Linked DNA regions of Homo sapiens: all the other regions are linked to region 1. The links are chromatin contacts, found by Hi-C or POLR2A ChIA-PET in ENCODE. All regions are on one chromosome and are shown on one strand. The core of a region is the stretch at or near the end of the contact, and the rest is flanking DNA. Distances in the headings are between cores, read along the strand shown.

The links. A loop is a pair of places that touch in the nucleus more often than their neighbours do. ChIA-PET counts read pairs that join two places held with the same protein, here RNA polymerase II (POLR2A). Pooled maps may share reads with other maps.
Region 2: a pooled map shows a loop between it and region 1 (4-fold over the local background). The contact joins the enhancer-like site here to the promoter of CD59 in region 1. A Hi-C loop is called at or near these places in 1 of 168 maps with a recorded cell type or tissue (CD4-positive, alpha-beta memory T cell) and 9 of 50 pooled maps. POLR2A ChIA-PET finds 5 or more read pairs at or near these places in 3 of 52 experiments (A673, Caco-2 and activated CD8-positive, alpha-beta memory T cell).
Region 3: a loop to region 1 is called in a map of naive thymus-derived CD4-positive, alpha-beta T cell, with 13 times the contacts of the local background. The contact joins the promoter of NAT10 here to the promoter of CD59 in region 1. A Hi-C loop is called at or near these places in 1 of 168 maps with a recorded cell type or tissue (naive thymus-derived CD4-positive, alpha-beta T cell) and 8 of 50 pooled maps. POLR2A ChIA-PET finds 5 or more read pairs at or near these places in 2 of 52 experiments (Caco-2 and naive thymus-derived CD8-positive, alpha-beta T cell).
Region 4: a loop to region 1 is called in a pooled map, with 2.0 times the contacts of the local background. The contact joins the enhancer-like site here to the promoter of CD59 in region 1. A Hi-C loop is called at or near these places in 2 of 50 pooled maps. POLR2A ChIA-PET finds 5 or more read pairs at or near these places in 3 of 52 experiments (CD4-positive, alpha-beta T cell, HEK293T and PC-9).

Annotation. Positions count from the first base shown.
Region 1 is chr11:33,734,857-33,738,163 of GRCh38, forward strand. CD59 (CD59 molecule (CD59 blood group)) reads right to left here and starts at 1,567. Exons shown (of 4, transcript NM_000611.6): 1 at 1,526-1,567. RefSeq lists a silencer at 1,216-1,685.
Region 2 is chr11:34,232,558-34,235,864 of GRCh38, forward strand. All of the region lies in intron 1 of ABTB2 (ankyrin repeat and BTB domain containing 2), which reads right to left. Among named protein-coding and RNA genes, the nearest start is that of ABTB2, 120 kb to the right of the region's middle. RefSeq lists enhancers at 1,444-1,968, 1,645-1,974. Within about 2 kb of position 1,639, at least 13 of the 41 ENCODE cell types and tissues checked have a DNase peak (open chromatin) inside an H3K27ac peak, as active enhancers do; they include A673, where a contact is called at or near this core.
Region 3 is chr11:34,103,858-34,107,164 of GRCh38, forward strand. NAT10 (N-acetyltransferase 10) reads left to right here and starts at 1,772. Exons shown (of 29, transcript NM_024662.3): 1 at 1,772-1,935. RefSeq lists an enhancer at 1,525-1,984.
Region 4 is chr11:33,476,981-33,480,287 of GRCh38, forward strand. The region is part of intron 1 of KIAA1549L (KIAA1549 like); the gene reads left to right. Among named protein-coding and RNA genes, the nearest start is that of KIAA1549L, 100 kb to the left of the region's middle. RefSeq lists an enhancer at 1,166-1,455. Within about 2 kb of position 1,456, at least 3 of the 41 ENCODE cell types and tissues checked have a DNase peak (open chromatin) inside an H3K27ac peak, as active enhancers do.

The sequences.
Region 1 (3,307 bases), core at 317-2,816:
TTCAAGAGCTTCTACCAGCAGCTGTCAAAGATGAATGCCATTAGGCACCCCACTCTCTCACCCTAAGATCCATTTTATTTAGGCTTTTATCTCCTAAGCCACTCAGCTAATGGGATGTTTTTCTTACAGCTAAGTTCAGCAAACAGTTTCTAGTTTCCACTGTGAAAATACAGAGGCCACAAGTTTTAGGACTGTTTGGCTTGTAGGGGAGGCAGCCTCCCTTTCTGCCTCTCCTTCATAAACTGCCACGTAAATAGCCACATTTTGGCAAACGTTGCCATCTCCCTCAACATTCGGGGCTCTGTGCCTTCTTCAGGGAACTGGGAGTAAACCGCCAGGAGTGGAGAACTTGAACAACTGCTCAGGGATCGCAGGGTACCTGAAATAATTAGCAGCCGCCGCGTTTGTGCTGAGCGCTTTCCGTCAATCATCTCAACCACCCTGTGAAGTGAAGCCTATTGTTTTACCCATCAAGTGCTGTTAAATACTTCCAGAAATGACCAGTGAAGAGCCTGGGTATCACTAAACGGCCATAAAAGGCACACTGCTTAATGTTGGTTTTTTTTGTTTGTTCTTTGTGGGTTTTGTTCGTTTTTGAGGCGGAGTCTCGCTCTTATTGCCCAGGCAGTAGGGCAATGGCGCGATCTCGGCTCACCGCTACCTCAGCCTCCCGGGTTAATGTTGTTTTTTGAAAAGTCAGCAGTCAGACTCTAAGAAGGGTGCGGCCCGAGCCGACCCAAGAAAACAAAACATCACGTTGTACTTAAAACGTCCGTTTCGGCCGGGCGCGGTGGCTCACACCTGTAATCCCAACACTTTGGGAGGCGGAGGCGGGCGGATCACGAGGTCAGGAATTCAAGATCAGCCTGACCAACATGGGAAAACCCCGTTTCTACTAAAAATACAAAATTTAGCCAGGCATGGTGGCGCATGCCTGTAATCCCAGCTACTCAGGAGGCTGTGGCAGGAGAATCGCTTGAACCCGGTACACGGAGGTTGCGGTGAACCCAGATCGCGCCACTGCACTCCAGCCTGGGCAACAGCGAAACTCCATCTCAAAAAAAAAAAAAAGTCCGTTTCGCCCGACACCTGCTTTTCAAAATTACACATTTAGACCGCGAGGGGAGAGAGGAACTGCCGTGACCACGGAGGGCTGGCCTTTCCCCCGGCGCAGTTTCTCTGGACCGCTAGAGCTTCCCTTGAGACGAAAGCGATGGCAGGGGCCCGGGTGCGAGGCTGCCCCCGAGGGAATGGGGGGCGCGACGGGGGTAACGGGGCTGCTTCTGGGAGAGGGCGCGCTCCCCGTTTCTCCTTCCTCGTAGATAAAATGAAGCCAGCGTTCGGCTAGGACACCGGGCCGCGGTGACGGGTTGGAAGGGCCAGGCCTCGGGAGGCTCGCCCGGCAGGGGTCGAGTGGAAAGCGAGGACGGGGGTAGCCCCCACAGACCCTCCGCCCGGGCCCAGACTGCCGCCGCCACCTCGGCTCGGCTCACCCAAACCCCAGCAGGCCTTCGGGCCTTCTTACCTGGCGGCGCCCAAGATCCTCTTCCAGCCTCGAGCCGCTTCTGCGCTCAGCCCCCGCATTCTTTCGCTCCAGCCCGCAAGGCTCCGCCCCCCGGCCCCGCCCCTCAGGATGCCCTTGCCCTCCCAGGCTCCCGGCTCCCGCACCGCGCAGCCGCACCTCGGCAGGAACCTCCTCCTCTCCCTCCACCCCCGCGCGGAGCTCAGCCTCCTGGCCCAGGTTCTGAGAAGGCCGGGTGGCCAGGACCCAATGAGCACCTTCAAAACCCCAGGGAACTGAAAGTTTGGGGCGTCCTCCTCGGATTTGCTATGGGACATAAAAACAGTAGGAAACTTCCAAAGACTTCTGATTTTCCCTTTTACTTTTTTTTTAAGTATATTAAAATGTTTTTCAAAACGTTTCTGTGCGTCTTGCTGGTGCCCTGGGTGCCCCAGGGCCTGGCTATCGGGCTATGCGGCCCTGCTGCAGTCTGAAGCTGCTTCCTACTGCGAGGCTTGGGCAGCATCCAAATAGCCATCAGCCACAGCCGCATCCGTATCCGTGCCTTGTGACTTGTTTGAGACCCAAACAAAATGTTATGCGTTTAAAAGCTTACTGGGCTGCTCGGGGACCAGTGTTTTGAATGAACCTCTTCGAGTGTCTCTATCAACTTAGCTGGTAGCTACTGTTCCCCAGCAGCCACCAGAGGCAGGGACAGAAGAGCAAGACCAGGGGATCCGCCTGCATGAGTCTGTCCCTTCAGGGTGGCCTCGCCTCAGGGACTGGATTGTAGGCATGGTTTCAATAACACAGCGGTGTGAAAGTTTAAGAGTTTTTAGTACTTACGGACCCTGGGTGGTACACAGCTTGCCTAGAGGACACACACACACACACACACACACACACACACACACACACGGAGATCAGGGAGAACAGGGAGAGGGAAGGGAGGAACGGACCTTTGGGCCAGCAACTTTATCCAGTTAGGTTTCCTCTGGAGAGCTCTAACTGGTGGATTTAAAAGCAAGCAGGTGAAAAGGCAGAGGTGGGAGGAACTTGAACCAGAGTTTGAAGCTGCAGTAGTGCCCTGTTATCACATCACTGCATGTTTATCTCTGGCCACCAGCTAGAGCCATTTGCGTGGGGTATAGTACTGGAAACTGTCAATGGTGACTGAGACTTGCTTCTGTTATTAAAAGTTAAACATATTCAAAAATGGATGCTGAGGTAACAAAAAATTATAAGCACTCACCAGAACCGCAACCACCATTTGGAACATTAGTTTTATGTGCAGATGTAATTAGAAGTTTCCATTTGCTATTATATTTGGAAAGTGTCCCACTCACTGCAGAACTGACTGTAAGAACGCCATAGGAGGGAGGGTGGGGCTACAGGCCAAAAGTACAAGTCTTCCTCCAAGAGGATGGCCTCTGTTAGAAAGCATGAGACACACTTTGAGGGTCAGGGTGAGAAGATATTACATCTCAGGGCTGCTTGTGTTGAACTGGTCAGGGAAGAAGGCATGAGATAAAATTTAAGCAGGGGGAATCATAGATTACTGAATGTCTTGCAGGGAAAATCATATAGTAACTGTCTTGACGCTTCTACTGTTATTCTGATGGCTTTGGGATGTCAGGGAATGAGTTCCATTTGGTGGTGCTCAAATCCTGGTATTCCTCTATACAAGTGGGAGTTTTTTAAATCAGGATGACTTGCTTTGATATTTAAAGCATGTCTCCTTAAAACAGCTAATACTGTATATTTCCCAAGATGGATTCCAAAGCTCTTTTGTGTACATACCTTACA
Region 2 (3,307 bases), core at 389-2,888, 500 kb after region 1:
CTCGAGACCTTCTGAAGCCCCACCACAATCTGTAGCCTTCTCTCACAGACCACTTAGTATCTACTCATTTACATATCCATTTGTTTGCAAAGTATTTATCGAGCCCTTGGCCTTGGGTGCAGGGTGGTGGTTGGTCAGGGGGCATGGTGGCTCCCACTTGTAATCTCAGAACTTTGGGAGACCAAGGTGGGAGGATCACTGAGACCAGTTTGGGCAACATAGTGGGACTCTGTCTCTTAAAAAAAAATACATAATAATAAATAAAATTAGCCAGGCGTAATGGTCCCAGCTTCTTGGGAAGCTGAGGTGGGAGGATCTCTTGAGCCTGTGAGGTCAGGGCTGCAGTGAGCCATAATCACACCACTGCACTCCAGCCTGGGTGACAGAAGGAGACTCTGTCTCAAAAAACCCCCTAACCTCCCCCCAAAACCCCAAATGCCCCGCAAAACATATACTACCCCCTCCATCATGCTGGGAGCCACTGAAGGGAGACACCCTGTCATAGTGGTTTGGTCCTCCAGTGGCTAGGGAGGTAGCTGTTTGCTAAGTGAATGTTAAGTCCATCCCAGTCGCTTCCTGCTAACAGTCCACCACGGGAAGTTAGGCATTTAATAATGAGGACACAATTAGGACACCTGGGCTTGGTGCATGAGGATTTTTCTTTTTATTTTTTTGAAGACAAAGCAAAACAAAAAAACAACCCTTTCTTTTTGAGACAGGGTCTTGCTCTATTACCCAGGCAGAAGGGAAATGGCATGATCATGGCTCACTGCAGCTTTTTTTTTTTTTGAGACAGAGCCTCCTTGTTGCCCAGGCTGAAGTGCAGTGGTGTGACCTTGGCTCACTGCAGCCTCCGCCTCCCAGGTCACTGCAGCGTTAAACTCCTGGGCTCAAGCAATCCTCCTGCCTCAGCCTCCCAATTAGCTGGGACCACAGGGGTACACCACCACACCCAGCTAAGTTTCTAAAAATGTTTTGTAGAGACAAGGTCTCACCATGTTGCTCAGGCTGGTCTTGAAATCCTGGGCTCAAGCAATCTGCCTTGGCCTTGCAAAGTGCTGGGATTATAGGCATGAACCACTGTACCTGGCCCACCTTTTTTTTTTTTATTATAAAGGTAATTATGATTATTTTTTAAAAATCAGAAAGGAATAATGAATAAAGTTTCTTTTAATACTACCTCCCAGAGATAACTATTATTAATATATTATAATTTTTCTTCAAATAGGCTTTTAGTACAAATAGTACATGTACAAATACATGTACTAACCTATCAATTTTTTAAAATCACAAACCGAATTTGAGAAACAGGAACATAATGAAATTATTTTTCACCTAATGCTGAATCCTGTATTTTGTGGACATCTTTTCAGGTCAGTGTGTTTGGATATATATTTCTTTTTAAGACCTACACAGTTTCCAGGGTCATCGCTCCCTCAAATTTGAATTGTCAGCTTGATCCCTCTCAGAAGACTAGAGAAACCATACATCCCAGGGCACCTGAAGCAGGGCCAAGCTGGGCTGCAGGTATTTTCCACAGTGCTCTGGCAAGGCCTTCTCCGTGGCTCAGTTAGGGGGTTTCCCTTCTCCCCTCCCCTCCCCTGTTGGGGTGGGGGCAAGGGTAAGAGCGTCTCCCTGGAGGAGGTGCCTAAAGCAGGCTGTGAGTCACTCAGATGAGCTTCCGGGTGAAGTCATGCTGAGAAGCTATTTGCAGACACCTTACTCAAGGAGGCCTAAGGAAAGCATGGGGGGATGCCATCTCAAGCGAGAAATGGAGAACTTTTAGATTCTCCCCTCCCTGGCCTTTCTAGAGCAGAGGCTGTAACCGGAATATCAGAGACACAGTAAATTACCTGGGATTTCCCCATCAGGGAGATTCCTGGGTTACTCTCACTGATAACAAGACTAACTACTCACACCCAGGGTCCCAGGGTGAGGCTGGGCAAGGGAGGCACCAGGGCTGGTTCCACTGCTCAGAGGAGAAATGCAATTCTCTCCTGTGCCTCAAAGTCCAGCATTGTGAGAACACCTCGGATGCCAGCTCTGGCTCCGCCTCTCACAAAACCTAGGTAAAGTGCTTTGTGCGGAATCTTTTCCTTATGAAAAGGCAGGGCTACCAGGCAGTGCCAAGCCCTGGGACAGTCAGGTAACTAATTGCCTATTGCGACTCCCAGCTTACAGGGTAATGCTACCTGCTCCTGCTTAACCTCAGAGACTGGGAATCCCAGTTCTGCCACAGAAGAGGGCCCTTTTAGTTTCCCTGAAGCACTTATACAGAGATTATTGTGTTTATTTTATTTATTTATTTATTTATTTTTGAGACAGAGTCTCGCTCCTTCGCCCAGGCTGGAGTGCAGTGGCGCTATCTTGGCTCACTGCAAGCTCTGCCTCCTGGGTTCACGCCATTCTCCTGCCTCAGCCTCCCAAGTAGCTAGGACTATAGGCGCCCGCCACGGCGCCTGGCTAATTTTTTTTTTGTATTTTTAGTAGAGATGGGGTTTCACCGTGTTAGCCAGGATGGTCTCGATCTCCTGACCTTGTGATCCGCCTGCCTTAGCCACCCAAAGTGCTGGGATTACAGGCGTGAGCCACCGTGCCCGGCCGAGATTATTGTGTTTATTAATTTGCTTACTTGCTCAGTATCTGGTGCCCCTACTCCCTCTAAAATGCAAGCTCTGCATAGCAGGGATTGCCTGAAAAATGTCAGCCACATAGATGCTCAAGACATTTCTAGAAAAGAAATGAATGCCATCAGCCAAATATCTGACCATGACCCGGGGTAAGTACTTAACCTCTAGACCTCAGTTTCTTCATCTGTAAAGCGGATATGGTTTCTTCTCTGTAGTGGTTATGAACATATCGCATAAAGCACTAAACCCAATGCCTGACACATAGCAAGAGTTCAATAAAAGGGCTCTCTCTGTTATCCTCAGAGATGACAAGGATCTTGAACCCCACAATAAACTGCTACATCTCCAATACTGAATGAATTAGCCTCTGTTCAATAAGCCCCACAGGAAGGGGAGCGGGGGAGGTCAAAAGGAATTGGTGCCTGTGATCCCACCTTCCTAAGAGGATTTGCCTATCAGAGCCATCCAGGACCTGATTGGGGATCTCCTTCTGGCTTTTAAGCCACAAGCCATGAATACTGCTGACACCACTCCTATGAAGTAGCAACAAGTGATCCATCGCTAATTGCACTTTGCAGAGCTTTTTCTGATCCATGCTAGAGGCATTAATTAGCTGCAGGAGGTCAGCGCTAGCTAAGTGAACACTCTTTGTGCCCCAGGTAAGGAGACCAAGCTGA
Region 3 (3,307 bases), core at 522-3,021, 370 kb after region 1:
TATGGACCAAGAGATGGTAAGGAGGCTTGTTGGAGTGGCCCATGTGAGAAATGGATTCCAACTTAAGGTGCGGATGGGGTGGTGGTAGTGAATGGATTCTATGGATTCCCTATCTCACTGGTCACTACTCAGTATCCTTTGCTGATTTCTCCAGGTCTTGGATGTCAGACTTCATCTCTAGCTGTGTTCTTCCCTGGGTGATCTGATCCAATCCCATGATTTTGAATATGATCAGCATTTTAGTCCTGAATATTTCTAGGCCCCAAACCTCTCAAAACTCATATTCAACATCTTGATATGAATTTCTCAATATTCCAAGTCAACTCCTTGATTACCCAACACCAGTTGTTCATTCATCCAGTTGCTCAGAGCAAATGTTTTGGGTGCCATCTTCAATGTACTTTTATAACCTGCATCTAATCCTTAAGTGAGTCCACGTGGTTCTAACTTGAATATCCAGAGTTATCTTATACTTCTAACTACTACCACAACTACCATCCTAGCACAGGTGACTACAATAGCTTATAATTGTTCTCCTTTTTCTACTTTTGCCTTCCTGTGATTTAGTTTTTGCATAACAGGAAGCCTTTTAAGAGGGCAAAGCAGATTTTCTCATTTCCCTGTCCCCCACAAACTCCAGTGGTTTCTCATCATGACTAGAATTAAATTCTAAATCTGGTCCTTCACTTGCCCACTGCTTTGGCCACACTGACTGCTTTGCCAGGACTCCCCCATCTTGGAGCTTTTGTATGTACATCTTTGGCACGGGGAAGTTTTTCACTCATATTCTCAGGGCTCATTCTTTCTAAATTTCAGGTCCTTGTTCCATCCAGTGTCACCCCGTCAGAGGCCTTCAGTGTTCGTTTCTAAAATAGTATCCTTAGTCACTTTACTCACTGGATACTTCTGCTTAATAGCATTTAAAACTTAACCTAGAATTAACCACGAGGGGCAGGAACATTTTGGACACTATCCCTTGTGAGCAGAATAGTGCGTGGGCATATTCACATTTTGCTGAATGAACTAAAAAATTTCATGATGGATGTTGGATTAAATGGGTAGTGCTGCTGATGACATTAAAAGTGTATCTGGGGAAGGGGTTTGGATTCAGACATTTGCGGTATCCAGGAGGAAACATCAAGCAGTTGATAATGTTTTTTGAAGTTCAGCGATCTGCCCCAAAGTCAAGAATGCAACACTATGTATAGGTTGTCCCTGTAGTCATGTTCTTGGAGTTCACTGGAAGCCCAGGGGGAGTAATTTCATTTGACGACCATATACAGGCCTAATGGGAGCCTGCAAAGTACAGCGGCCGCAGTCATGGGTAGATTACAGGATTCCCATCTGTAAGATCAGTACTGTGGGGGTGGAGGGCCAAGCGAAACCAATAAAATAGGTCTGTTGGCCGAGTTTCCTCAACTTAACGGGGATCGGTTAAATTGAACACAAATCGTTGGATCCGTCGCGTTTCGCGTAACCAGGCTGACGCTGAAAACCCTGGACCTACGTGGGCAGGCCCTGGGGTGCGGACATCTATTTTGCCCTTCTTAGCCGAGGTACTTTAGCTGGGATATGAAGAGTGAAGAGGCAAACCGCAGCCAACACCCAGCTACCGCGAGCAGTGGGACTAAAATGCGCAACCGCAGTGGACATCTAGGCCTCAGCTCCGCTTCTGGTGGCTTACGTCATTACTCAGCGACAGCCTTGAGGAAGGTCCCTTCTCGCTCGCCATCTCTGCGACTTTAATGCGCTTGCGCACGTGCTGTCTACCAGTTCCTGAGAGGGACGCGTGCCGCGGAGCCAGGCTTACTACGTGACCCGGACACCAGGCATACGCTAGGGGCAGTCAGCTGTGCCTTCTCTTTCGGAGTTGTTCCGTGCTCCCACGTGCTTCCCCTTCTCCACTGGCTGGGATCCCCCGGGCTCGGGGCGCAGGTACCCAACGCGGGAGGGCCGGGTATGGATGCCAAGATCGGTGTCTGTGTTCTTCCTGGGTCGAGAGGGGACCGGCCTCAGGATGAAGGCTCTGCATCCGGACGGATACCTGGCCTACGCCGTTTGTCCTCCACCCCTCTTTTGGGGCGCTCCAAGATAACAGAATCACCTCTCCAATACGCAGCCGCTCTCGGCGCGTGCTTCTCGAGCGTCCTCGGGGATTTGCGTGGCTCGATAACCACCTCTAAGTAGTGCCTGTAACTGGGGAGTCGGGGTGAATGGGTGGGTGACAACAGTTGTTTTCCGTGGAGCTTGCCCGCAGTGCCTGGCTGCAGGTCTGGGCATTATACTTAGGGTAATCTGATTCCAGATCCTTCCACGTTCTTAAATCCTTCACTGTGCACATTCCTTTATACTCTTTATTCAGCAGTCACATTCAGGACTTGGTTTTGTTTGCCAGTGCACCTAAAATGGTGCCTGCCACATAGATGTTATGTGTAGATAGACGAATGAGTGAGCGAAAAATAATCATCTCCTTCAAGGCCTTCCCCATCCAGGCCTTCCATGACAGCTTCAGCCCATAGTAATCTCAGCCCTTCCTTCATCTGACCGGTCCCTCAGTATAGCTATTTTTTTTTTTTTTACATCTAATTTTACCTGTGTTCTTGTTCCTCATCTCATTCTCTTAAATACCTTCTTCAAGAAGAATGCAAGCTTGAAGTCAAGGGCCTTGTGGTACTACTTCTGGGGCTCCCACAGTAGCTAGAGCAAAAGGCAGCCCCCATTAATTAGTTGTTGATTGATTTTTGCGGGATCTTTATGTGGCCGGCAACACAAGGTTTACAAGTTGGGAAGATTGGCGAACTGGGAAGAGCTCAGGCTTTGGAGTCAGGAAGACTTGAGTGTGAATTCTGTCTGTCGTTTTTCTGCCTCGGGATATTTGAATTCTTTATACTTTCTCCTTTACGTATAAATTGGGGTCCTTGACAGTGACTTAGTGTTTTATAGTAAGACATATGCTAAAATCTGTTTGGATTGGAAGGTTAGAAGGGACAGTTAAGGTATGGTAAGTTTCAGTAAATGAGCTTTATGTTTATAATGCAGTAGGTACCAGAGTTTCTAAGTAGCATGTCACTTTTACATCTAAGTAGCATGTTACTTTTACAGTGATATTTCTGATGGTTTTTTTGATGTATTTATTGGGATGATGCAGTATTTTACTGTAGGTAATCACAGAACTTTTTTTTTTTTTTTTTTGAGACGGAGTCTCACTCTGTCGCCTAGGCTGGAGTGCAATGGCACACCATCTCGGCTCACTGCAACTTCCGCCTACCGGATTCAAGTGATTCTCTTGCCTCAGCCTCTCCTGCAG
Region 4 (3,307 bases), core at 206-2,705, 260 kb before region 1:
CAACAAATAAGTGATTGAGTGAATGAATGAATCAAGCCAGTAAACTGGAGCCTAGAGGGCTGACCCCCAGACTGAAGTTCTGGCAACTCATGGTCAGTGCTTGATCAGGCCAAAGGCAGTAACACTTCAGTATCTATGCAAGAAGGTTGTTATTCAGTAGTAGCAGAGCTGTGTCAGTTAAGAATAGAGCTAAGTCAGCCTGCTTCTCCAGAGGAGTCTCCCTGGAGCCTTCTTGGTGTGGCCTGAGCCCGAGGAGGAGGAGGTGTTTCTACCTGGGTAGAATGCCCCCCACCACTTTTGGAACACTGGGTGGGGAGCTGAGAAGTCTGTCTCTGATACTTCAGAAAAAGTGAACGCTTAACAAGATGTAGAAATCCAGTGAGGTATGACTCACAGAAATGTTCTCTCTGACCTTCTGCCCAATGGGATGGAACACAATAAATTTCAAGATGTAAGATATTTAATGTAGGGTTTTTAGAAAGGCACTGTGATGAATAATCTGTGGTGGAGTGCCACGCAGGTGCACGCACACACACACAAACACACACACACACACACACACGACACTACCCCCCTTTGCATGTGGTTCTCTTCGGTTAACTCTTGCTCACTTTTCCAGCCTTGTTAAGGTGCCATTTGCTTTGGGAATCACTGGGTGCTGGTCAAAGTGCTCATATTGGGTGATCTCTTTAGATGGCTTTGTCTGAGCACATCCTCCCCTCTTGGGATTGTCAGTTACTTGCTCCCACCCTCACTTCCTAGAACTGTGAGCTCCTCGAAGGACTGTATAATTTGTCTTTATGTTTCTGTCACCCAGCACAGTGTCTGATCTACCATGGTGCTTAATAAATGTCTGCTGAATGCACAGATGCATACACACACACACACACACACCACTGTGGGAAACCACTTACGTTTTGTCCAAGTTCATAGACCCAAGGAACAGCCCCAGAGGCACAGAGCACCTGCTGTACTAAAATAGGTGGAGACCTGTGAACTACAGGTAAGACAAGAGGTCCAGCTACATTTAGACAGAAGGCTTATGGTCCAGCCAGAGGGGGTGTTGGCTTGTCACATAAAAGGGAAAGGCTTGAGTGTTTCTCTGATATTTACTTCCCCTACAGTAAAAGGGCAGGACAGGGGAACCAACCTAGCGACATTAAAATCATTGTCTTCTGTGGTATGCAGATTCACCTGACCTTGAACTCACTGATGACATGGTATCGATTGCACCACCACCTGCAGTCCTGCAGCAGCAGCTGCCAGCAGAAGCCATGCTAACAGAACTCACAGAGGCAAGTTTTGTTCTAGCCTGACAAGCATGCCTGGCTTTGCAAGCCCCCCAGACGGGCAAAGGTTTCTGCAAAGCTATGTCTTGCAGGGATTGCAGTTTTGTCTTGGGGAAAACACAGATTGGCCTGAACCCGTTGGGGGAGGAACAGAGCGAAAGAGGTTTTTTCAAGCTCTGCAGAGCTGTTATAACCACATGGAGCGGATTTCAGAGCTGATGGGCTCCGCCTGCAGAAGGCTGCATAGCAACAAGGGAGGAGTTCTCCATTTCTGTCCTTTTAAAGAGCTGGTCACAGATAGGAATAGCATTTTTTTCCATCTGATTTTTATGTTGTCCTTCATGTAAACAGTAAGCCATGATTTTGCTTTATATGGACAGATAGAGTGGTCACAGTTCAAGCCCTTCACTTGAACTATCTCATTTAATCCTCAAAATATTTCTGAGGAGGTGCTATTATTTTTTTAAATTATTATTATTATGATTTTAGACGGAGTCTTGCTCTGTGGCCAGGCTGGAGCGCAGTGGCACGATCTCGGCTCACTGCAACCTCTGCCTTTCACCATGTTGGCCAGGATGGTCTCGATCTCTTGACCTCGTGATCCACCTGCCTTGGCCTCCCAAAGTGCTGGGATTACAGGTGTCAGCCACCATGCCCAGCCACAGGTGCTATTATTATCCTCATTTTCACAAATGAGGAAGCTCAGACTTGGGCATGTTGCCCCTAAGGTTACTCAGTTAGTAAATGGTAGAGCCAGAATTTGAATCCAAAGGAGATGAAGACATATATGGGATATATACAGATCTGCATATCTTCAGATATTTTTTCACCAGTGCTCATTATGTTTTTATCCTCTTTGCCTTTGTTAGGGTAGACAAGAGGTAAAGCTGAGATCATGGAAGTGGAAGCTTTCTATGGATTTGCTGGACTGAGCTGGGGGTTCCTGGGCTAGGTGCCTTCAGCTGCACTTGTAGCAACAAGGAGAGGCTGAGGCAAGGCCAGAGGGCATTCAAGTGACACTCATGCCACCTGGGAGCTGCCACCTGGCCTTCCTTCATCTGTGATTGGCCAGCGTTAGGAAGAAAAGCCAGAATGTGAAATTTACAAATGGTTTGTCGAGGGAGGGAACTGGGGGACATCCAAGTTAGAAGAGGTTGGCAAAGGGTAAAATGAATAGCCAACCAAAATATAAGGCAACAGTGGGCAGGAGGTCTGGGCTGCACAGATGACAAGCTGGCCCTTGAAGTGGCTGTGCCAAAGAGAAAGGGGAAGAAGTGCCAAGAATGGAAAATCAGTGGGAAATTTAAAAGTTGAATTAGAAAATCTGAAATGAAAGTGGCATCGGAGAATAAGAGAAGGCTTTCTGTTATATTGGAATTAAAGAGACAGAGCTTGTGATTCTCAAACCTTTTCTGTTGTTAAGAGCGTCACCCTAGGTCTGGAAATTGAATTGAGGGGTGCGTTTTTAGCAGAATTGTTGGGAGGGAAAACAGGAGCCAATGCCGGGCACATTTTTGATTGAGAAACAGATTTTAAAAGGGAAGAAAAGAAAGAAGAAAAGGCAGGACTCTCAGGACCAAGCAAGGTAGCAGAAGAGAGGCTCAGAGCTTTCCTTAGGGTCTCCATTTAAAAACTGTGGTATGTTTAACACGCAGAAACTTGTTTTGAAAGACTGAGCTGTAAGAGACAGCCTATTAGCTTGTTTTCCTAAATCAAGTTAAATTTGGCTTCAAGCCTCCATGTATCAGAGTTGGAGGGAGGTTCATATTAATGATTGTGTGTGTGTGTGTGTGTGCACGCGTGCTTAAAATAGCTTTGTTGAGATATAACCCAAATACAATACAGCTCACCCGTTTAAAGTGTGTAATTCAGTGACTTAGTATATTCAAATTACAAGTTCATTTCCACAATCAATTTTAGAACATTTTCCTCTTCCCCAAAAGAAACCCTGTACTCTCCTTTTTCCTCCAACTCTCTCAGCCCCAGGCAACCGCCAATCTCCTTTCTATCTCTGTGGA